Regions from separate parts of the Mus musculus genome. Here all the other regions are linked to region 3. The links are chromatin loops, found by intact Hi-C in ENCODE. Cell type or tissue: left cerebral cortex. All regions are shown on one strand.

Region 1 (8,000 bases), 100 kb before region 3:
CCCACCTGTCCAGCCCCACCCATACATCCATTTCTCCTGAGCCAGCTAAACTACATGCCCAAAGCTCTTCTTGGCGGATGTCCCACGGTCCTGCCATCTTCAATATTCCAGAATCGCACTGTGACTTAAGCTTCACCTTCAGTGCTTCACTCAGTGGTCTCTCACTCAGTGGTCTCTCTGAGTCTCTTTGTGAGAATGGTAACACACACAGCTCTGTAGTTTTTCATTTAGTTTCCATACCTTCTAAACTAGTATCATATAGACATCACTATCAAGATGGAGGCCCCTCTCTTAGGCAACAACTGCTGAGGAAATACTTTTGTGCTCAAGGGAACAGGGAACCCCCCTGTCTTCCTTTAAGAATGAAGTTGAGTCTTCTCAGCATGGAGCCTCCAGTGGGTGAGAGCTTACCTTTGAGGCACAATTCCTAGTGTCCCAGTGAACCACAAGAGATTTATGTTTGGTGGTACTGATTTCTTTAACAATTATAGTTGCTTTCTCAACACTAAATGACTATTATTCTCCTGTCTTGAAATTTCCTCTGCCAAACAATTTACTCCATTATCTTTAAATTTGACTTCAGCCGTGCTCTCAAGATGTGGAAAGATTAAAGCCATATTCTTATCACACAAATAGCCCCTATTACAGTTTCTGATTAGAATCCATGTTCCCATTTGAAACCCTGTGAGTCAAGCCTCCATTATATGTTCTTTCAGCATTAGCATCTTCCAAGGCAATTCCAGGAACAGCCCATTAATCTCTTCCTCTAACACACTAAAGCATTTCTAGCCCAAAATACCAAACTCTTGTATATTTCAGCCACAAACGTCTCCAAGGCTTAAGAATCACATGGTCAGCTCTATCCCAGCAAAGCCTCTCTACTCCGAGCTGATGTCTGTCCTCCTTTCTTTTCTAGTCTCTGTGACAAAAATCTTCTGACAAAAGCAACTCAGGGGAGGAGGAGTTTATCTTAACTCACAGCTCAAGGTAGAGTCAGTCATGAGGAGGAGATCAAGGCAGCATGAACTTGCAGCAGCTGGTCACATCATAGTCACAATCAGAAACAGAAAGGAATGGGTGCATGTTTGCTGCTGATTCCCTTCCATTTATACAGCCCAGGACCACAGCCAGAGAATGGTGTAACCCACCACAGGCAGGGCTTCCCACCTCAGATCAGTCATGATAGAGCCCTAGCACTGTGCCCAGGGACTCATCACCCGGTTGGCTCTACATTCTATTATCTAACAATGAACACTAACAAACCACTACAGCTCAGAATGCTTACTATATGTGGTCTCTCCTTTATTGTTATTTAATAGTTATCAGTTTGTTGTGGGATTGTTTAAAACACACACTCTAAGCGATGATTTCTGTGGTGCTTCAAAACAGTGCATATAAACGTAAAATTAGGAGTATAATGCAAAAAAATTACTATTTTAGATACATTCTTATTTTTATCTGTTTCTACACAAATCTGATTTTACAGAAGTCATATTGATTTCTATAATAACTAACTCTTGAACTTTATAGTAAAGTTTATATGATTAAGAATCTGTTAGATACCAAACTTTTATTCATGGACACACATTATTTAATAATAATAATTATTATCCTGGGTAAGCCATAAATTTTCTATTCTTCAGTCTCTTCTATATATTATGAGAATCATTATCATCATCATCATCTGCCTTGGGACTGTTGTGAGAATTAGGCAAGCCAGCATTAACGAAGAAGTTAGATGAGTACCAAGTAGACAAGTAAAAGCCATGGAGCTCGAAGGGTGGCAGTTAAGAGCTCTGGCTGCTCTTCCACAGAACCCAGATTTAATTCCTAGCACCCACATCGCTGCTCACAATCATCTCTAACTCCAGTTTCAGGGGATCTGACACCCTCACGCAGGCATATGTGCAGGTAAAACACCAATGCACATAAAATACAAATAAAGAAAAACACTGTTGTATAAAGCTAACGGTTAAGGATAAAAGCTGTCACCACTTTTCTTGAAATAAAGAAATAAAGATTCAGATGAAGGCAGGCTCTGGCATTTCTACAAGCATCACCTCTAGCTACCATGATTCTCACTTGGGCAACATGACACTGTAGTTTTTCTTGAGGTATCTGAAATTTCCTTTGATGTGGTGATCGTTCATTTGTCCTCATGGGGGAAAAAGCCATAACAATAAATGTAATCCTATTTTTTCCACAGCATAGCTCAGAATATAAGTTAACATAAGAACGGCCTTTCTTTCACTCCCACTATAAAAATCATTTGTAACCAACATTTTTAGTGACAGAAGGAAAAAAAATCTGTGTTTCTATGACCACAAAATCATGTCTCTTAGAAGCCTCAATACCAGAAAAAAAAATTATTTTGATCTGAGCTTAGCACACACATAACATTCAACATTCTTTTATTTCCATTGTGTGTCAGCGGAGCATCTCTGAGAAAGGCACCAAGGCCAAGGCAACTCTGTTAAGAGAAAGCATTTCAGTGAGACTTGCTTAGAGTTTCAGTTAGTCCATGATCGTCCTAATGGAAAGCAGGCAGGCATGGTGCCAGAGCAGGAGCTAAGAGCTTTGCATCCTGATCTGCAGGTAATGGGCAGAGAGGCACTGGTCCTAATGTGGACACTTTAAAACCCTCCCCCAGGGACACACCTCCTCCATAAGGCTACCCTTCCTAATACTTCCCCAACACTTCATCAGTTGAGAGCAACCCAGGCAAATGTATGAGTCTATGAAGGCCATTTTCATTCCAACCTCCACACGCTGTCTTGTTCAAGCTTCAAAACCCTTGCATGGAGAATGACAGGAAGAATAAATGAATTCTTTCTAATTATATACGGGAGAAAACATGGGACTGGGCCATTTCATTTCACCATGCCAAACTACATCTTCATGGAAGAGCATTTGAGTTACAGGGGACATCTTTCATATGTGACAGGCACAATATCTAGAATTAGCAGAGCAAATATCTAAGGACCAATTTTCCTACCTTTTAACCCTCTTAGCTTCTCTGAGATCATAACCATAAGAGACTCAGAGAAAGTAAAGATTTGTGAAGCCTGAGGGTCTCTCATCATACAGGGGAAGGGCAAGGAAATGCTCAGTGAGTAGCCTTCCGAAGAGCCTCCAATCCTGCACCTGAGGGACACTGAAGCCAGAAAAGGGACCAGGTCACAGCAAGAGCCTGCTAAGACTGCACACCTACAACACTGAGTCACATGGCCACACAGGAAAGACACTTAAATCCTGCTCAGGAAGTCCACCTGTGAGAGCAAGAAGATTCATGGGCAATATCTATGTAGATTGGTCGATCAATGAAGCATAGAAGTACACAGCGGCTCATGGTTCCTGACAAAGATTCTGAAGTCCTTAGCATGTTATGACTCCTGAATGAGAGGGATATGTGGTGTTATTCACAACAATCCCTTTTTATTATATGTAAGTTTGTGCTGGAGAGGAAACTTTTATTAATGGACTCCTATAAATTTCAAGATGGATCTGAAAATTGATCACCAAGGACCAGTGATTTATCAATAGTACCAATAGGACACAACTTCCACTATAACCCTGACCAAAGGGGTCAGAAGACTCCAAAACCAGAGAATTCATCCACATGAGGGGAGGGTGCTGCACGTCAGCTCCATGGGGACAGTGACTCCTGAACACTGGCCTGGGTGCCTCCTCTTCCCTCTGCTAACCCCATTCATGTGTATGTCTCCTAGTCCCCAGTAAACGCAGACAAAATCTTTCCCTGGATTTTACAAACTCTTAAGAAAAATAAAAATCATTAAGCCAAATCACGTCACCTGGGACCCAGCGCTGGAGATTGGCATCAGAACTGAGGTCACTCTTGTGAGATAAAAGCCTTAACCCTGGCGTCCATTGTAACTCCAGATCATGTCAGAACAGAAGTAAATTACAGACCACCCAACTGCTGTCCACAGAGAATTTTAAAATGACTTGGCATGGAAAATAAACTCTTTTGGTGCCAAAAACACACGTTGTGAGCTCATATCTCTCTCTTGGGAGCCTGGAGAAATATTTTTTGGGTTATGCTATCCTTTTCCTGAGTATCATTTTTTTCTCACTTAATGTCGATGATTCGATCTGTATTAAAATCTTTTCATGTATTGCAACTTTACCTTGTTCAAGAAAAGCATGTGGAAGCAGAAATCTTTTTCCAATAATCGGAATAAATGGAGATGAGTTATGCACAGGGTGCCACAGGGCAGCTTCCTGGGGCCAAGATATCACTGAGGGTCTAATGGCAATGAGGCCTCCCCTTCCTTCCTGAGTCTTGCTGCTTCTACGCATGTTCAAAAGTGCAAAATGTACTTCATAATTGCTTCGCATAATGTTTTGAATCAGAGTATTCCGAACAAAGCAAACAACTTTGAAGAAAATATGGTTTGGGAAATTTTTGCTACACAATCATATACTATATATGATTTACATGTTTATGGTATTGGCATACTACATGTGTATGATTAATCATTTTGATCATGTTTAGCTCCACAGAAAAATGGAAGGGCAAGTATAGAGATTTCTCATATCATTCCAGCCCCAGCTATGTGCATCCACATAGTGGTAGCCTTGCCGGTTTGGTGAGCCTACATCACTGCACTGTAACCATCCATCTTTGTTTCACTGTGTGGCTTACTTTTGCTGTTCTGTCTTCTGAGAGCAGCTGAAAGAAAGCAGAAGAGGGCAGCCTACTGCTAGGTCTTATGTGAAAGTTGTTTTTCTGTTTGCTTGTCTGTCTGTCTATAACATGTCATTTGCAGAGCACTCCTGATTATACACGCCATCTCTTCTCTCTTGTACCACTATTTCTTCATTGCACATACTTAGCTCAACTCTAGAATCCACTTTTTCAGATATTAGCCCATAAGTCTGAATGCTCCCTGGAGATATAATAGCACCATTTTTTAATATCTATTAGCAGTTTTCAAACATGAGAGAGCCCTGGTATTAATTGTCAATCATATGTGGTCTCTGATCATTTTCCTGGTCTTTAATAGGTACTCCAAGTCTCCACTACTTATAATTCAACTTTCTCTTAGTAGTCATGCTCAGTAGAAATTTGTGACAATCCTTTTGACAAGCATTCAGGATGGTATTTTTTTTTAAACTTACTGATCTTTTCTCACCTACAAATATAACTCATGTTTCACTCAACCTTTTTTGTATTCAGACTACCGTGTTTTTGTTTTAAATCCTGACTTCAGTCTTTGTCTTCTTCTCAGTACCTCAGGCATCTTAATGTTTTCCCCCTCTCTCTTAATTCCTTCACTATCCTGAAAATTACTATACTGTCTTACCATCCTCTGAAAACACAGTTCCTTTACCTAATAATATATTAGCTATAACCTATTATAACTAATGGTTACATGTGTTTTCCTGGGGCTGAATCACAATCTGAGTGGCATAAGACTATAGACATTTTTATTTTATTTTTTTTACAATGCTGTAGTCTAGTAGTCCAAAATTAAGATGTTGGTAAGGCCATCCTTTCTCTGGAGGATTTGGAGAAGTATGTGCCCCAGGCCATCCTCTTAGCTATAGGTGGTTGTCAGCAACTTTTGCTGTTCCTTGTCTTAAGAATTCACTATTCCAGTCTCTGTCTCTCCTTCCCATTTGCAGGAGAACCATGACTTGTTAAAATTGTTTTATTTACTTACATTCCAAATGTTGTCCCCTGTCCCAGTTCTCCCATCGTCTTTGCCTCTGAGAGGATACTCCCCCACCCACCTCTATCACCCATTCACCCACCCTTACCTCATCCGTCCAGCTCCCTTCCCTGGAGCATCAAGTCTCAACAGAATTGGGCACATCCTTTCCTATTGAGGCCAGACAAGGCAGTCCTCTGCTACATAGGTGTCAGGGGCCATGGACCAGCCCATGTATACACTTTGGTTAGTAGCTGAGTCTCTGGGAGCTCCCAGGGGTCTGGGTTAGTTTAGACTGTTGGTCTTCCTAAGGGGTTGCCGTCTCCTTGTGCTCCTTTAATCCTTCCCCTGATTCTTCCAGAGGGGTCCCCGACCCCAGTCCAATGGTTGGCTGTGAGCATCTGCATCTGTTACAAGAGGCCTCCCCACTGATACCCAGCAGATGTGTACTTAACCTTCATGTGGGTCCTGAACAACTAGAGTAGGGGCTATCCCAAAAGCGGTTACCTGCAGTACTACCCAAATATTATCTTAGAAAACGCTGTGAAGGATGAAAGGTCCTTATTGCGTTGTAAGGACTCATCTTCTTCAGCCAGAGGCCGGAATCTTCTGGAAATCAAGCTAAATTCAACCATGAGGATAGCAGAAGACAGAAGCTACTGGTAGAGCCTCTCAGAGGACAGCTGACTGGGAGTGGTGACTTTGAGAAGACACTATTTGACTGAGCGTGCTAACTTCCTGCTAACTCTCTGGCCTCTGGACCAAGTGATCCACGTCCATTGCCCCAGTTCCCCTTCGTTCCTTGGTGTCCACTGCTTAGGAACAGAGGTGGCTATGGTCAGCACACACCTAACCCCAAGCTTCATCTTTCTAGCTGGCCTGGCTGCACCTGACATTGATGCTCAACCCTTCTTCACCTAACTGCCTCCACGCTGCCTGTGTGCCACACTCTGGGTTCTCCTTGTCTACGTGGGTTCCTCTTGCTTCTCGAACTTCAGTGTGAGTTCACCTCGAGGTCTCTCTCCTGCAATGATCGTTTGGAATCATTCTTTGGAGATTTTTACCCGCTTACAAGGTAATACTTATAACTTACAAATCTGCAGAGTGAGCCTAGGTTTGTATTCACTTGCTTGGATGTGCTCCAAGCACCCTATCCATCATGTTTCATGAATAAACTGTTTTCTTTATTTGAAGATTGTTTTGAAGGTTATTAGATCAGTGATCTAATAATCTAAGCTAGAAGCCTGGTAGCAACTCACCCTTGTTTCTATTTATACACTCTTGTCATTTTGGTGTATTTAATAATAGAGTAGAATATATTGACATGCACAACAGATAACAGTAAAATCAACCCCAGGAACCCATCGTCAGAATCAGGAATATCTAATCATTTCATCCCCACTTCTGTATCTCTTCCCTTATTCCTCTCCTCATGAGTTAATTATTTTCCTTTGTGTTATGACTTCTTTTCCCATATTAGTTGCTTATATACATAGGTTTATATACATAGATTTATATTCATAGGTATCTCTAAGCCATATACCCTCTCATTTTCTTCTTTGGAGCTTTATAGAAATGAAGAAATTCACCTGGGACCTACTCTAAGTCAACAATAAAAATTACGTTTCAAATATTTATCCATGTTAATGTATATGGCTACAATTCATAAGTTTGTATGCTATTATATTATGATAATTAACTAGAGAAAAAAATATATAGAGAGAGAGAGAATATTAGGATAAGCTATATAGTACACAAAGTAAACCTAATAAACAATAGATAACTAGGTCTAACTCTCTGACTTTACTTCCTGAAGCTTTCTTGATTCCTTTCTAAACCACTCTCACAAACACCAATCAAGAAAAGCTCTTGTGCCCTCTCATCTGGGCATCTTACTTCATGGTTGCATCCTGGCTAACTCTGTTCAGTCTCTTCTCCCATTATCATCATGATATCCATCAGCATGAAGAGATGCTCAGACCAGCCCTTCACTCCAAAGCTTTGATAAGTCCCCTTTGTAGGTGGACTTTGCATCGCGCTTCCATCTCATGTGCCCCAAGACAGTGTGTACTCAGAAATTCCACTAGCTGTCTTCTCTCCAGGTTTTAAACTACACTTATTTCTAGGAATATCCCACCTGAACAAACAAATATTTCTTTGTTCTTGCAAATATACAAATACCACCACACACATAGCACACATACATATTCGCATGCGCACATGTATCTTGATATGGCTAGCTTCTGTTCATTAAGACTCAGTTCAGGCTCCTCAACACAAAATTGCCCACTAATTCTGTCCATGCTAATTATCTGCGTATCATGT
Region 2 (8,000 bases), 69 kb before region 3:
AAGTATTTATTGGAGGAGGAAGAGGAGGGAGAGGAGAAGGAGGAAGAGGAAGAGAAAAAGGAAGAAGTGTAGTACAATTCTTCTCTTAATCCATCTGGACATGGGCTTTTTTAGTTTAACCAGGACCATCTGTGTGACCACAGGTTGGGAACTATCCTCTGGAGTCTGGTCAGGCACAATTTGACAAAATGGCTGTGCTCACTCAAGATCCATCAGAGACCAATAATCCAGTAGTGAACACTAGGACCTCATGACTCTTTCCAAATCTATGATTGACTGTTGACAGTCTCAGTCTTGTGTAAGCTCAGTCCTGGAAGCCTCCATTGCTGTAATATCATGATTATCATGCTGTGTCATGCCCAGAACAAAGCATTTCCTAGGTTTCTCCCCATCTTCTAGCTTCTACATATTTTCTGCTTTCTCTAAATCTTAGAGAGGGTGATGAAGATGTCCTAAAGTTTAGGGCCAAGCAATCAACTTCCACTAATTCTTAGGACCTTGCCCAGCCAGGCCTCTCTGCATTCATTATCATTCACTGCAAAGGGAAGTTTTTCTGATTAAGGCTGAAAGTAGTGTTTCTTTATTTGGATAGCAGGTTAGCACCATGTCAGTTTGAACAGTACTAAGCTCCCTACTAGGCTCAAGGCCCCCTTAGCCATGTGTTCTAGGCTAGGTCTACAGTATCAAGTATGAATTCCCTTCTATAAGAGATGGCCTCATTCAATGGCGGGGGGGGGGGGAGAGAGAGAGTTAGTTAGTTAATTAGTTAGTTACTGGTTGGTTACAGCCAGAACAGTCATGTGACTATTATACCATTTTGGTACCATTGATAGGGACCATTCTGAAATCAGTCTAGGCAACCATCAACAATAATGAAAATGTTGTGCATATTCATGAAATCTTATTCAGTTGAGAGACAAAGTTTTTCACTAAACAGGAAGCTCACTGTTTTGGCTAGGCTGGATGCTCAGCAAGCTCTTGAGATTCACTGCCTCTGTCTCCCTGGTCAATGCAGCCATGCCTAGTGTTTTATACGGGTGCTATGGATTTGAACTCAGGTTCTCCTGTGTGTAGAGCAAGCATTCTTACTCAATCAGCCATCTTCCTGATACCTTTTGCATTTCTTTTGTTAGATTATATATACATATATATATATATATATATATAGATAGATAGATAGATCACAGAGTAAAGGTATTTTGCAACATAGTATTGGCATAAAGGTAGAAATAGAGATCTAAGGACCCAAATATAAGCCACATAGCTACAGTCAAAAACATTCTCTCAAGGATTCTGAGAACACATGAGTCATAAGGAATAGTCAGCAGTTGATTAGTTATCTATGAGTAGAAACTGCAGTTGGCCCTTACATAATATTTAAATTGTAATTATATGCATGCATGTGCCTGAGTATAGGCACATGAATATAATGCTTACAAAGGCCAGAAGAGGGTATTAGATCCCCTGGACCTGAAGGTGCAGGTGGTTGGAGTCACCTGATTTGGGTGCTGGGGAAAGAACGAGGAAGTACCTTTTAGCCATCTCTCTAGTTCCCTAAATAGTTTAATTTTATGGCAAAGTAGTCACACACATAATATACACACTTGCAAAAAGAGTATGCACCAAATGAGTGTTCATGATTATTTGGCACTATGAACTTATGTAGGTGGATGGCAATAAGCAAATCTTTTGGCAGAAGAAACTAGTGATAAAAATCAGTATTTATGTAAGGCTTCCTCTTCACTGCAGCCAAAGGAATCCGAAGAACAAAGAGAACTCTAGAGAGAAATGAGGCAGCTGCTCAGGGTGCTTCTAGAAGTGATTTGTTGGGGCATCTAGTACCCAGGAGTGAGCCTGGCAGCTGCCATGCGGCGTGTGCACGCACACAGTAAACATCTTCACTCATTCATTACCTACCTGCTTTAGAGGTGACAAGCTGGAGTACAAGAGGCCGTCTGGTTACAATGCCTGAGCCTCGAGGAAGAAAGTCCCTGAAAACAAACAAGAAACAAGAGATGAAGGCATTCTGGGATTGGAAACGGGCTCCATGGTAATTCTCATGGTAGTTTCCAGTCTTTCTCTGTCTCAAGACAACTAGACCCATCTATGGAAGGGGGACTTGCAAAGTTCAAAGAGAAATAAATCTCGTGTCAGCAATGGATCCATTATTGCGTAGTTCCTCAGCAAAATACACCACTCATTTACCTAGGTAGGGTTGATAAAGGCTTGCTTACGTTTCCCTGGGGTGCCCTTTGGTTTTCACTTTCAGAGAATATGAATTTGATTGATTGATTGATTGATTGATTGATTGATTGAGACAGGATTTTTCTGTGTAGCCCTGGCTGTCCTGGAACTCACTTTGTAGACCAGACTGGCCTCGAACTCAGAAATCCGCCTGCTTCTGCCTCCCAAGTGCTGGGATTAAAGGCATGCGCCACCACTGCTCAGTGAATCTGAATTTTAAAAATGGTCTGATACTGAAATTAATCCCAGAAGTTCTGATAACTGCAAAAATCAGTATTGGCTTTGGCTTCAACATCAATATTAGCACCATGAAAGTGCTGGCCATTATGAAGGGGTAAATGATGGTATATGCCCTAAATATCCTAAGATTTTTCTCCAATAAAAACACTCACAAAATGCAGTCTCAAATGGAAGCAATTATTACGTTGTAGAAATTAACACTAGAAAAAAATATTGCAACTTCAGTTGTTCTTGTTGTTCCTGACAAGTGGAAGACTTTCAAGAAAGCTTATGTTGAAAATGACATGTTAACATAGGCTAAACCTCACCAATAAACCTGCAGCAAAGGACGTTTTGCATTACATTACATGGGCAACATAACATGTACCATTGTTGATTCTACAATGTCAAGAACTTCATAGGCACCTGTATCTCAGCTTTTTGTCTGTGTTGGTGTTTTCTCTTATTGTTGCTGTATATTGGGAATTGAACTTGGAAGGCACTGGGTGTATTGTGTAATGTACAGGTCTCCTGCTGACCTGTATATATCTGCATCCTTCTAGTGACATTTTATTTTGCAATAGGGTCTAACTACATTGCTCAAACTAAATTTAAACTCACTCTGTAGCCCAGACAGGTCTTGAACATGCAATCCTCTGGCCTCAGGCCCTGCTTATATCATAGTTTTTTAAGCATATTTACAGTGCCTCGAAACTGTAGAGAGAATGTCATAGAATTCTATTCAAAATAAACCTTTGACTCTGTGATTCAGTGAGAGTGTGTCTCAAAACAGTTGTAGGATCATCTAAAAGTTAGAATTCAAGACACCCAGGACCCAGCCTCAGTGGTGAATACTTATAATACTTAATGGGAGGGGTAAACTCCTCGGAGACCCTAGCGTTTGCCAGGTTTGCTCATCAACTCCATGGTCACACTGGTACATGAGAAACACAGAAGCTTCAAAAAGAACTTCAATACAAGGAAATTTCAACACACAACAACTTATTAAATAAACACGGGTCAGAGGAAATGTTTTAAAGCATGAGCCACCAGAGACACTGATGTTCTTAGTGGAGAGTCACAAAGATAAAACTAAGCAAATTTTTCTCTATGAACATCATTTTGTAAGTGCTAAAATACATTCTGAAAGAGTTCATTATAATGAACAGTCCCTAAACTAAGCTAATGCTGTATTCCTTAGCCCCAAGGGCCAAGAACATGCAGAAATTACTATATGCTGTTGAAATAAAGAAGAATGAGGAAAGATGTTTGCATTTGAACTAAAAAAAATGCCTCCTAAATAAATAGTATTTTTATTCACAAATAAAATTGCCTTGGTTGAGCATGGTGGTGTGCATCTGTAACCCCTGCACTCAGAGAGGTGAGGCAGGGGAATGCTGAGTTCAAGGCCAGCTAAGCTACACAGTGAGACTCTGTCTCAAACCAAGAAACAAAAACACGGAACAGAGCAGCTATGTTCTGTGCCTACAACCAAAAGGGAAGGAGTTCATTTGAAAGTCAAAATGAATGAAAGGAAAGCTAAACACCAGCGTAGAAAGCTGAAGAGAACAATCTGTGTTTCTGTGAGTGAAGTTTGAGGCTTTATAGATGCCAAAGAGAAACGTGGGGTCTTAACTGCCTGAATACTGCCATTTCAAAACTGAAATGTTCTCCAGTAAAAGAGGGATAGAGGAAAAGGAGAGGAGAGGAGAGGAAGGGGGCGAAGAGACGTGTTGACTTTATACCCTCCCGCCGGAGCCTGTCTCAGCTTGTTTTTGTGACTGTACCTTTACACAATATGTAACTCCTCTGGATATGGCTGACGTAAAACATAAATAATACTTTCAACAACTAACAGGTTTTAGGCATCTGGCTGAAAGCAAACCTACCTATATTCTAATGCTTTTCTCTACCTTAAAAAATTTTTATTTATTTATTTATTTAATGTATATGAATACACAGTAGCTGTACAGATGATTGTGAGCCATCATGTGGTTTCTGGGAATTGTACTTAGGACCTCTGCTCACTCCGACCCAAGGATTTTATTTATTGTTATATGTAAGTACACTGTGGTTGTCTTCAGACACACCAGAAGAGGGCGTCAGATCTCATTACGGATGGTTGTGAGCCACCATGTAGTTGCTGGGATTTGAACTCAGAACCTTTGGAAGAGCAGTCAGGGCTCTTAACCGCTGAGCCAACTCTCCAGCCCTCCACCTTTTTTGTTAAGCAGCCAAGCTTAACACTGCATTGTGAGGAATCAGTGGATTCAGACGTCCAGCCTCCTCCTTGCTCACAGCCTGCCTCTAATACATACTCTTCGCCAAGCAGAGGACATTGGGTGATGAAATCTGGCTGTCTGGAATTCTCTCCTGTTTCACTGGAGCCTCTAATATAAGAAATCTCTCTCTAATAAAGAAGCAGGTGTCAATCTGGCCCCCTGAAAACGCACCTCCTTGTGATGACCCAGCAAAATTAAGTCCAGAAGCTTCCCGCGGTGTGAGGGCAGAGGACCCCAAAGGAGAGACAAAGAACACTGGTTTTGATGCCAGCTCCCCCACTACACAGGCAAAATTCTCTCTAAACGTGTTTCAGTAATTCTAACTACAAACCAGAGATCATATGGCTCAAATGAAATGCAGCATGTGACAACCCATTAAAAACCTGAGTACCATAAAAATGCACATCCACATTGCCATGATTATTGCTACGCCGTAGTCATGATGTGCTCCCGCTAATATTGTAGTGTTCTCTTGCAATAAATGCTCTCAGTCCCTAGTTACAAAACGTTAGTTAGCACTTTATGAATGGCATCTGAGCCGAGGGGCCACAGACCCCGTTTGAACCACCCTCTTGGTGCAGACCAGCTGCAGTGGTTTGGAATGCTCAGCTTGTTATCCCTGCCTCCGTCCACACCAAGCCAGGCACTGACACAAACAATCTTGAATAATTCATTAGCCACTGAGTGCAATCATCCACTTGATTTTCATTTCTTCTGCACCATAGACAGTTGGCTTTTTGTCTCCTGTCAGCATGTCTTACGGGGAAGTGAGTTTTCTACATTAAAGTCGGGTCGCTAATTCTGTACCTTTAGTAGTAGTTTTAATTTAATACATGTGTTTTCTTTATTATAGTTTAATTCACATACATAAAGAGATAAGAGGGGGTAGAAACCCCATTTAAAACACACACACACAATTGCATACATGACCATGCAACCGACTAACTAACCAAGCGCCTGTCACCCCAGTCCAAACATGAGTTTTTCAGACAATAAGTATATGCTTTTCCTACTTTCATAATTCCTAAGAAAAAAGAAAAAAATCATTTCTATAATCCTATAGAAAGAATGGAATTTGTAGCATTTTTTTTACTGGCCTTTTCAGATTTGGTTGCCAAGAAATAGTAATTTTGCTCCAGTCGGAAATGGTTGGACTTTGGAAGCCCCATCAGGAGAATGTAGCTGCTGTCTCCAAAAAAAAATTACACAGTATTTCCTTCTGGACAGCAAATAAGTACAGAAATGGCTTCTTACAACAAAGAGGTAAGTGGCCATTTACCAATGATCTTGGTGCTTTGGCAATCATACTCATGACCTGTGCTTGGAACTCTTGACCTAGTGGCTTCCTCTGGCAGGGTCCTACTAGAACTTCAACAGTTAACTCTATGTCTTCCTTCCTTAGCTCCCCCAATCTAAGCCTCTGTCTAAGCTCTCAAAAAATACTGGTCTGTTCATAGATTTGTCCTCTGTCCCATGTGCTCCTCCAGAGTCAATTAGATGTCCAAGTATTTCATTAAATTTCTACTTCCTCTTTCACCCAGGTTCCTGGTTGCTTGTTAGAGTCTTTAACACACAGAGGAAGCAGTCTTGAATTTGCCTCTTCAACTGAAAAATAGCTAAGTGGCATATGAATGAAAGAACAGCAGATCTTCCAATTTATTAAATATTGCTTGAAATAATCTAATTTGCTATTTTAATATGCACATTTAAAGTAAAAAAGTATTCACCAAAGTATAAAGTATGAAACACAGTGTTGATCTGTCTTACTCCTTGTATAAAGACATGAAATAGAATTTGAAGAAAACAATTGTTTTAATCCAAGAAATATCATACTTCTAAAAATTAGTCTTTATACTAGAAAAAAAATCTCTTGAAATTATTGCTTCTAGTATAGTTTTATGTACTGTAGAATAATCCCTGTGGTGGTAACATCTCAAAACACCTCACAAGAAAGTGAGGAAGGTAAGAGATAGGGACAGAAGAAAGCAGAAATAAAGAGGAGGCAGAAGCAAACACAAGCAGATAAGTACTAAACACTACCTGCCCTACCCCAGGAAGTGCTGGGGTCCTGCTCTGATGCTACTACTGAATGGAATGTGCTGTTAAATGCCTCTGTGCTTTCGTGCTGGAACTCTGGAACCGGAGCCTCACCAGCCTATACTGCCACTTCAGCTGGAGGAAGTCATAACACCAAGAGCCTCCAATTCTTTGGGAAACTGCAGTTTCCGTCCCTCACATACATTATTGGCCACGTTAAGGATATTAGCATTTGTTTGTAAAAGATCACATGTTGCCAATACCGGTCACTCTATAAAGTGACCGTTGCTAACATCACTTCACTTGGGAAATACAAGACCATAATTACAGAAAGCTTGCTTCTTTTACGCATCCAAAAAACAGTGACATTCACCCAGAAAACTCAAAATTTCTAAGCAACACATTTCATCAACCAAATTAATCATGGATCAAGAGTTCCCACCAAAGCATTTAGGATGTAAAGTTTCTGTATCCAAGATCTATAAACTGAATGAAGACAGGCCTCGGTTCACAAATACTAAGCTACAAAAGTAGCTTATTTATAAACTTTTAGCACCAGATTAATGAGTCGTGGTGCAAAATAGAAATAGCATCACTTTCCCCCAAAATCTCACATTATACTTTACTTTCTTTAACTAACATGAAAATAAATAGCTAGAGAGACTATTAAGTAGGCTGCTAGTTGCCTATCCAATGTCCATTTTTTCTTTCTTATTAGCACAGCCCAAATTTCCCTGGGGATGGCAGCATGCCTAATGTTAATGAATAAATTAACCATGAGCCCCAGACTTCCTTGCAAATGCCGTGCCCCTAACTGCGTTCTGCATGGTAAGATGTCTTTGGGGATTGCTGTGTGCCATCCAGTGGTTTCTGTAACACGCTCTGATTTCACCCAAATGTACTCTTTGCCCTTCCTCTTCTTTCTTCTGCCTGTCAGTTGTCTGTGTCTTCTGTCTGCCAGTTGTAAGTGATTACAGCGCTGTAGTGATCATCTCCATACAGAGAGGCAAGGCGATCCTGTGGACAGAAGCCATGTGCCCAGAACAACAGAGAGAACACACCACAGAGAACCTAGGATGCTAATAACATTACGGTCCATGGAGCCAACCTGACGCTCCCTGGGAAGGAGAGGGGACAAGAAATGAGGTGCTTCAGGCAACTGTTTGCAATTTGCTTTTCATTGCTGCCTCTTTATGAAAACATTATCTGATTATTTTC
Region 3 (8,000 bases):
CTGGATTAAGGAGCTCAAACATCTCAGGTTGACCTGAAGTTTTTACATTAATTCAAATTTGCCACAAGTGACTTGTTCGAGCGCCTTACATTTTAATTTACTATTAGGTAAAATGAAATGAATAAGTGTGCCTACCTCTTCAGAGTTTTATGAGGATTAAATGAGATTACTCATATAAAAGGACCCGAGGTAGCATCCAAGATGTAGCAATCACTCGGTAAATATTAGCCATTATTTTTATCATTACTACAATCTAAATATACAAATTTAGAGCCAGACCTCCAAATCTTTTCTGTTTGTGCAGGTGACTCAGGCCTGTAATCCCAGCTACAATAACTGCTGAAAGAGGACAGTCACAGGTTCAACGCCTGCCTGGGATACAGGGTGATTCAAGGCTACAATGGGGGGGGGGGCGGGGGGAGGAAATGAGTTGAAAATGTGGCCGAGTGATGGAGCACTTGCCTACACCAGGCCCTGAGTTCAGCTGGAAGGGAGGGCAAGAACGTTCATATAAATACACACATAAGAAAGCAGCTGAATAAATTCAATTACTCCATTTACAAACCAGACCAATGGACAGATGAGAGTCTGGTCGTGAACCTTCAGCCCGTGGGTTTAACTTTCTGGGTATTAGACCATAAGCAGTTTCTCACTGCCAGCATATAGGCTCGCCCTGAACAATCACAACAATCTAGCTACTCACTCTATATCACATTAATATGCAAATCCGTTGCTTCAGCAAGAAAATCACAAACAAGTAGCTCATTCATGACACATTTTATTCATAACAAACTTGTCACCCGACAATTGGTCTTACAGATACAGCTAAACAAATACATCCACAACCGGATACATTCAATGGTATTTTTAAAAGAAAAACAGTATAAGCACACTATTTTTGATGGAAAGATATGGTCAGCCACTAAAGGTGGATTGTTAAGTGGTAAACAAACAGTCAATAAACACGAGAGTATTTTGAAGAGAACAAGCTTAATTCAGAAGCAAACAGTTTACCCAAGTGAAGATCCTGGTGCTGGTCTGTACTCGGTCACTGCACAATTGGTCAAGCATTGCAGTGAGAACAGCTATGAGCAGAGGAGAAAGACTGCCTCTTAAAGAACTTTATATTCGTTATGAAGCTCCTGCTTAATAAAAGTTAAAAGATTCCACTGAAACATGAAAACCTTTTCTTTTTCAACCTGGGCTGATTCACTTCTGAAAATGAAGGGTTTTTTTTTTTTTCCTTTTCCCTCCCCTAAGGTTGAGTTATAATTAGAAATTAGATTCCTCAATCATTCAATGACCAAAATCTTTATTAAAGTCAAATGACCTTCTAATTAAGTTTTCTCCTTAATATATAAATTGCGCTAGACAGGGCTACTCTGCAGCTAGGAAAGGTTTTATATATTTACTAAATGAGCATATTCTATGTTTATTATCTTCTTATCAGCCTTACAGTCACTACTGGTAAAACTTTATAAAGTAGGGAAAATGTTTAACACATTCTGATAAGTGCTCTGATTTTTACAGTCCCCATTTTTCATTTTATTATGGAAGAATGCTCAGAATTAAATATGTTACTCTCCTGTGCCTCTGTTTTATCCTCATTATAGAAGAATGCAGCTAATGAGGGGAAATGTAGACATCTTCATTATACCACTAGGAAGACTGTTCTGATTTGCCAGCCTGGATGGCAGAACTGAGATATGTGCATACACTTTGCATTGAAATCAAAGGCACCGAGCAAAATATGCTTAAATATAAGCCGTTCCAAGGAAATTATAAGGAAGATGCATAAGAACATGGCTGTTGCGTTTGAAATATGATTTTAATCCTTAAAAATGAGTATCATTAAATAACTTCTTGCCTTGGACCAGAGGTCTGAGATGACGTAGGCAAAATGCTTTGCTATTGCTTTTTTTTTTTTTTTATTGAGCAAAAATTAATTATAAAACCAAGGAGAAATGATCCAGGGAACTAACTACGAAAGGGTAGCTGTCAACTGCGAGCAATTACACGGTCTTATCTTTCTAGTTCACATTGAAGCAAGAAAAACGAAGAGTATCTCCTGAGAGATGGAGCATCATTCGAGAAAAAGGGAAACGCACTTCGCAACACTCACACCCAAAAATGTGGGAGTAGTCAGCAGTACAGTTTACACATTGCCAAGCAATAACAAAAAGGAAGAAGGAGATGGAGAACCACAGCAGGAACCCTCTGCATCACAAGCCGCTCACCAGCCAAATAAAAGAACAAAGTGTAATCTCAGATTGCCCCATCCAGCCCACCGTTTTCATTGCTGCACCTTCTACCTGGTTTACTACTGGGAAACAGATTCCAGCCTTCAGGATGCACTCCTCACACAAGGCCATTAAGGTAACTCAATCCTTCCTGAATTGTTTGCTGGAAAAAACGTTGATTTCTGACTCAAAACAATAACAACTCTTTGTTGTTGTTTAAAATTGTGAGACATGAAGCTATAACTACAATTTGAATTCTGGATGTTATCTTGAAGACCCGCTGGATAAACAAGAGCTTAAGGAATGCAAGAGGATTGGTGGGGGGCGGGAGGGGGGAGGCGGCGCATGGCATAGAAAGAGTGCAAGAGAGATGCTGGTCAGTTCTGAGATGGTGCAGGAATGACAAGGCACCTGAACATCGCAAGTCCACGGTCATCCCTGGAGGTCTCGGGTTTTCAGTCATGCCTGAGCAGTGAATGGGTGCACACTCATAAACACACCACCGTTTATTCTTCAGCTCCCAAGGCGAATGGTAGGCAAGCATCTCCCCGTAAGCCTTCACCACAGGGATTTCGGGGTTCACACACCCCGCCTCCCCTGCTCGGGGCAGGCGATGACTGTTTCAAACAGTGTAAGCCTTCACCACAGGGATTTCGGGGTTCACACACCCCGCCTCCCCTGCTCGGGCAGGCGATGACTGTTTCAAACAGTGTAAGCCTTCACCACAGGGATTTCGGGGTTCACACACCCCGCCTCCCCTGCTCGGGCAGGCGATGACTGTTTCAAACAGTAAACAGCTGAGATGAGAGTCAGGGACAGGGGATGGGGGGCCGGGGCGGCGGGGGGGTGGGGTGGGGGAGAGGGGGGTGTGGACGAAGAAGGAGGGGTACATCCCGGCTGAGAGCTTCCAGGAGAGTGACAGGGAAAGGAGAGGGGTGTTGAGAAAGAGAACTGGCGACTGGAAAGCACCAGGCTGCGCTTCCAGGCTGCCAGGGGCTGGCGCGCACCAAGCCAGCGAGGGAAGTGGATCCCAGGGCGTACCCCGACTCCCCCACCGAGGGTGGGGAGGAAATGGCTTTGTATGGCAGGATGAAAGGCAGACAGGGGGTCACCACCGGGTAGAGAATGCTGGGGCGAAGGATGCTCAGAGCAAGGAGGACCCCGCCCGCTCTAGAAACACTAGTGCTCTGCCTCCAATCCGCTGCAGCCTCTAGTCCACCCTCGGGGCTCCCCACACCGTTCCATGTTCCAACGGCCTGAAGCACGGGGCTCCCCCCACCCCCACGGACGCGCCCCCACCGCGCTCCCGGTGCGCTCACCTGCCCACGAAATTCTCGAGCACTGAGCTCTTGCCGGCGCTCTGGCCGCCCACCACGGCGATCTGTGGCAGCTCTAGCAGACAGCTCTGTCCCAGAGCCGAGAAAGCGTCCTGCAGACGGTTCACCAGAGGGATCAGCTCTTCCATCTCCCGGTTCCCCATCTTGCCTGTGCGGCCAACTGCCCCACAGGTCCCTGTTCGACTGTGTGACCTGGCAGGCAGCCCAGGCCTCGAAGCACTTGTCCCGGTTGTCGCTGTGCGGGGCTCACACGGCGGAGTCCCTGCACCGATGTCCGATCCCTGCCTCCCACTGCTAGGATCCTGACAGCTCACAGCCCACGACGCGCTTGCGCAGCCCAGAGAGGCGAAGGAGGCGTGGCCTGGTCCTGAGACGGTCACGCCCACACCACGCCTCTCGCCCTGCTTCTCCCTAGAGTTTCCAATCCTACTGGCCTACGGTTGGACTGCCTCCCAGCTTCAGTCAGATGCCACTGCCCAGGCTAAAGGGCAGAGTACTGCACTTGGTCAAGGAAAAGCCTAAAATCACACCCAACAGGAATTGTTGTTCCTTTTGAAGGAGCTAAACCACACAGACGAAGCCTAGAGGAAAGCACTACCATCTACCATCAGCTAACAGCACGTTGACATCAGCTTCACCATGCACCACCACCACTGTACGCACCAGAATACATTTCCCAAAAGGAAATCTCACATTTCACCCCCTACTCCAAAACCCCAGATTGCTGTGGGATGCAGAGATAAACTGGCCTTTTAGAGTCAATCCCCATTAGAAAACTGGGTTACCTGACCTTATTGAAGTACTCATCATTACCAGCCTGTCCTACTCTACCTTCTGTAAGCTAAAGTGTAGTTCCTTGAACCTTTCTGTTCCCTACTCCTACCATACTCATTCTGGCTTTTAGAATTCCTTGCCTGAGCTAACTGTCCTTTTAGCTCCTGGTCAGGACAAAGAGATTGGCTGTTGAGTCCATTGTAACCACGCAGTCTGCACTCGATCCGTTAAATTTAGCACACTGAGAAGAGTCTGTGCCCGGAGATGGAGACACGAAGATAAATGGCCATGGTTCTTCACCTCCTTATCGTGGTCCTGTTTCCTGTGCATTTTGAATACTGATACCTCTCAGGATTTAGTGCGCAATATTTACTTGTCCTGCACATCTTCCATCTGATGATTGCCCAATGGCTTTAAGTAACCTAAAGACTAGAGACTACATAGGAAAATGTGTTGCATCTCTAGCACCCTGGGGTCTTCACTGTCACTTAGGCATCACCATTGCACTATTGCCCTTCTAGGACAACAGTGAACCAAGTCTGAGCCTGCCCCACGTTTCCTAGGCTCGGTGGCTCTCTGGATATGCTATATGATAGCTGAGTCAGTCTTTCACTTTTCATGCCTGCAAAACCAGTACCACATGGAGTACAGAGCCATGCTTTGCTGCCGGTTTGGGATGGAAACTTTGGACCACTATTGCAGCAACCTCTACGCACTGACCCTGAGGAGCTGGTGGCAGGGACGTCTGTGGCAGAAGAGGGTGGAGGCTGGTCATATTGCATCTATAGTCAGAAGGCAGAGTTAAACGGATGCTGATCATCAGCTACCTTTGTCCTTCCTAGGCAGTCAGAAATCTCAGAAATCCCAACACGTGGAGTAGTCCCACCTTAACTAACCTAGCTAAAGACACGCCCAGAGGTTTGTTTCCATGGTGATTCTAGATCCTTCCAAGGTCAATGTATTTGATATAAAGAAATGATTATGGTTAAATAAAGTCATAATGGTGGAACTCTAGTTTGAAAGAGCTAGTGTTCCTGTAATAAAAGACACCAGAGACCCAGCCCCATCTGCCATACAAAGACACAACAAGATGGCAGCCATCTTCCAAGCAGAAAGATGGCCCTCACCAGGACAGATCAGCAGACATCTTGACCTTAAACTTCCCAGCCCTGAGAACACTGGATAAAAGTGTCTTTTAAAGTTATGCAGACAATGGCATTTTGTTATACGATTCAAGCTTACTGCAGATGTAGGGTGTATTTAAAGGAACCTGTGATGGAAACCAGGGAGCAATGACTGCCTCTGCAGAGGGTCATGGATAGCATCTAAGAAGACATGGTCCTTGCTGGGTTCCTCCTGTACACCACTACACTACACGCTGTATAAGCTGAGGACACTAGCCCACGTCCAAAGTGTTTTGAGCTCTAATGCAAAAGACTATATGCTATTGTGCATTAGAAAGAAAATATATCAGCTATTTGAAACCTCTAATCCGTCCTGTTCACTTAGTTCAAGAAGCCGTTCAGAATTACTCTTGCCAACTGCTTTTCTTCTTTACTTCCCTTTTCCAGATTATTCCACAGTAACATGGGGACAAGAGACTCTGAATCCACGCAGAAACAGCCAAGGTCCTTCAGAGGTGTAGATTTCTACTCATAAGCTAATCCACGTAAAACAAACAGGAAACAGAAATACAAAGTGGAAAAGCAGATGGGACAATCCCACAGAAAGCTAATATCTACCTTTCCAATATATATGAAAGCTGAGGAGGGATGTCTGCTCAGTGACGAGTGTCTTGAATGTATCATACAGTCATCTCAACCCTGTCCCAACCCCAGTGATGGATGGTAGGTTCCTCTCCCTGGCTCCCATATCTATGTCATCACTACTTTCCTGGTAACTCCTAAAGATTCAAAACTCTTTTTGTCTTCTGTGTGTAAGAACTTAGTAAGCCCATAAGAACACTGATACATAAGTATGTATTTTACTTCATGGTCAATCTAAAAGATAACCTTAATGAAAGAATAGCACCAAAGACCAAGAGGAACTTTTAAAACTGATGTGGCCTCCCCCAAAAAAGCCACACTCCATGAAACACAGTCACACTTCCCTTTAGATAAACAGAATTTTCTCCATTTTGATCACCTACCTTGTTTATAGGACTTAGTTACACACAGCCTGGCTATTTCCAAAATTAAATCTATAAATAATAAATATATATATATATATATATATATATATATATATATATATACACAGAGACATATATTTTAAATATGCTGCAGGATGAAAGCATTCCCTGAAAGAAAAATTTTCAGTAATGAAAATATGCCTAGAAAAAAATATGTAAACTCTCCCAAAAAACACAGACTCAGATATATGAGTTTAGGGATTCATGTTCTTAAAAATCCACCACATTATTACAAAGTCATATCTTGTTTATTTCCCATAGTGCTCAGCACAACATTTAATAAATTTTTATGAGGCAGAGCTGCACCAAAATTGTAAGCATTTGCCATGCTATCCATTTAATAGCTGGGTAATAATACTACTGCCTCAAATACTACTTAGGATCTATTTGGGCTCTTTGCTTCTTTCTGCAAAGGTTTTTCTTTTTCTTCCCTTTGCACAGATTTTAGACCCTGTCTGAAAATCAGATTCACTGCAGAGGCCTTTTCAAGCTTGTTAAACACGATGAGAAATTTAAGCAGGCAGACTGTCCAAGCTGCAGTCATTCTGTGTGACACTGACACCATCCTTTCTCTCCTTCGACTTAGGGGGCTGGTAAGAAGGTATGGACTCCCTACCCCATGCTCCTCATGCACTGCCAGGCATCCAAACAACTGCGGAAGAGGCCCTCTAGGCTCCTGCTTCAATGGCTTCTGTTCATTTGAGATCTGACAGATGGACCCTCATCAGTAGTCTCCTCAAAACATGGTCAAATTGACACATATGCAGGAGAGAGAACAGTGGTGAGCAAGCTTAAAGCACTGAGAAATCAAGGACAAGAAGAACAGTCTGTGTCTCACATGTGCATTTTTAACACAGAGATGCTTCCTCTGTCAAGCAGGTCTACACGTGTTCTTCTGGAATCTCTTAGGAGCGCTTTGAAAGGAAAGCTATTCCATGCTTTAACTCTCAGTTGTTGAGTTGTATCTTCAAAATTTACAATTGACTTGTTGAATTGACCTCCCTGTAAATACTGTGCGTGTGTGTGTGAAGCTATAAAATTCCATTTTAAAATACCATTTATGAAATTTTTAATGGCACAGAAAGATGATCAAACTTTTAAATGAGTGTCTCTCAGCCCCTCCAGACCCAAACCCTCAGTCCCTGCCCCAGTGATTCAACAGAATACCAAGTACAGCCTCCGTTGCCCCTGTCCATATCTTCCTGTGAATGCCACAGATCATGCCTTCCTAACCCCAACTCCATCCTCACCATTCCCAGCCCCCAACTCTAGCAGGCACCCCTGCTAAGCCACAGGTCATGCCCACCAGAAAACTAGGTCTGCTGAATGTAGGCCTTCTCCTCTCTCTTTCCCCAGACTCAGTCCCCAAATCTTGTCCAAACCCAACAGCACACCCTGGCAGCCTTCCCTGTTCCCTCCTCCCATCTCCTATGAATTCCACAGAGCTTCCCTTTCTAA

What was found. Peaks named below come from ENCODE experiments on the same cell type or tissue, not always from the same donor. Only the 100,000 strongest peaks of a DNase experiment are listed, where the experiment ranks them.
Region 1: a loop joins it to region 3, with 8 times the contacts of the local background. A loop is called at or near these places in 9 of 42 quality-filtered maps.
Region 2: a loop joins it to region 3, with 2.1 times the contacts of the local background. A loop is called at or near these places in 2 of 42 quality-filtered maps.

The regions. Positions count from the first base shown.
Region 1 is chr1:162,373,932-162,381,931 of GRCm38, forward strand. All of the region lies in intron 2 of Dnm3 (dynamin 3), which reads right to left. It overlaps Gm39688 (a long non-coding RNA gene), which reads left to right and starts at 6,371. Exons shown (of 2, transcript XR_865682.2): 1 at 6,371-6,750. In left cerebral cortex, no CTCF peak of the experiment used is centred here; a DNase peak (open chromatin) is centred at 896.
Region 2 is chr1:162,405,418-162,413,417 of GRCm38, forward strand. It overlaps Dnm3 (dynamin 3), which reads right to left. Exons shown (of 21, transcript NM_001038619.2): 2 at 1,918-1,991. Among named protein-coding and RNA genes, the nearest start is that of Gm39688, 29 kb to the left of the region's middle. In left cerebral cortex, a CTCF peak has its summit at 4,544 (motif pointing right); a DNase peak (open chromatin) is centred at 5,312; H3K27ac peaks cover 1,094 bases.
Region 3 is chr1:162,474,104-162,482,103 of GRCm38, forward strand. It overlaps Dnm3 (dynamin 3), which reads right to left and starts at 3,931. Exons shown (of 21, transcript NM_001038619.2): 1 at 3,560-3,931. The coding sequence starts at 3,720. It overlaps Gm31985 (a long non-coding RNA gene), which reads left to right and starts at 2,563. Exons shown (of 3, transcript XR_373653.3): 1 at 2,563-2,772; 2 at 5,923-6,198; 3 at 7,129-7,550. In left cerebral cortex, a CTCF peak has its summit at 4,036; DNase peaks (open chromatin) are centred at 2,185, 2,732, 3,656 and 3,924; H3K4me3 peaks cover 2,792 bases; H3K27ac peaks cover 788 bases.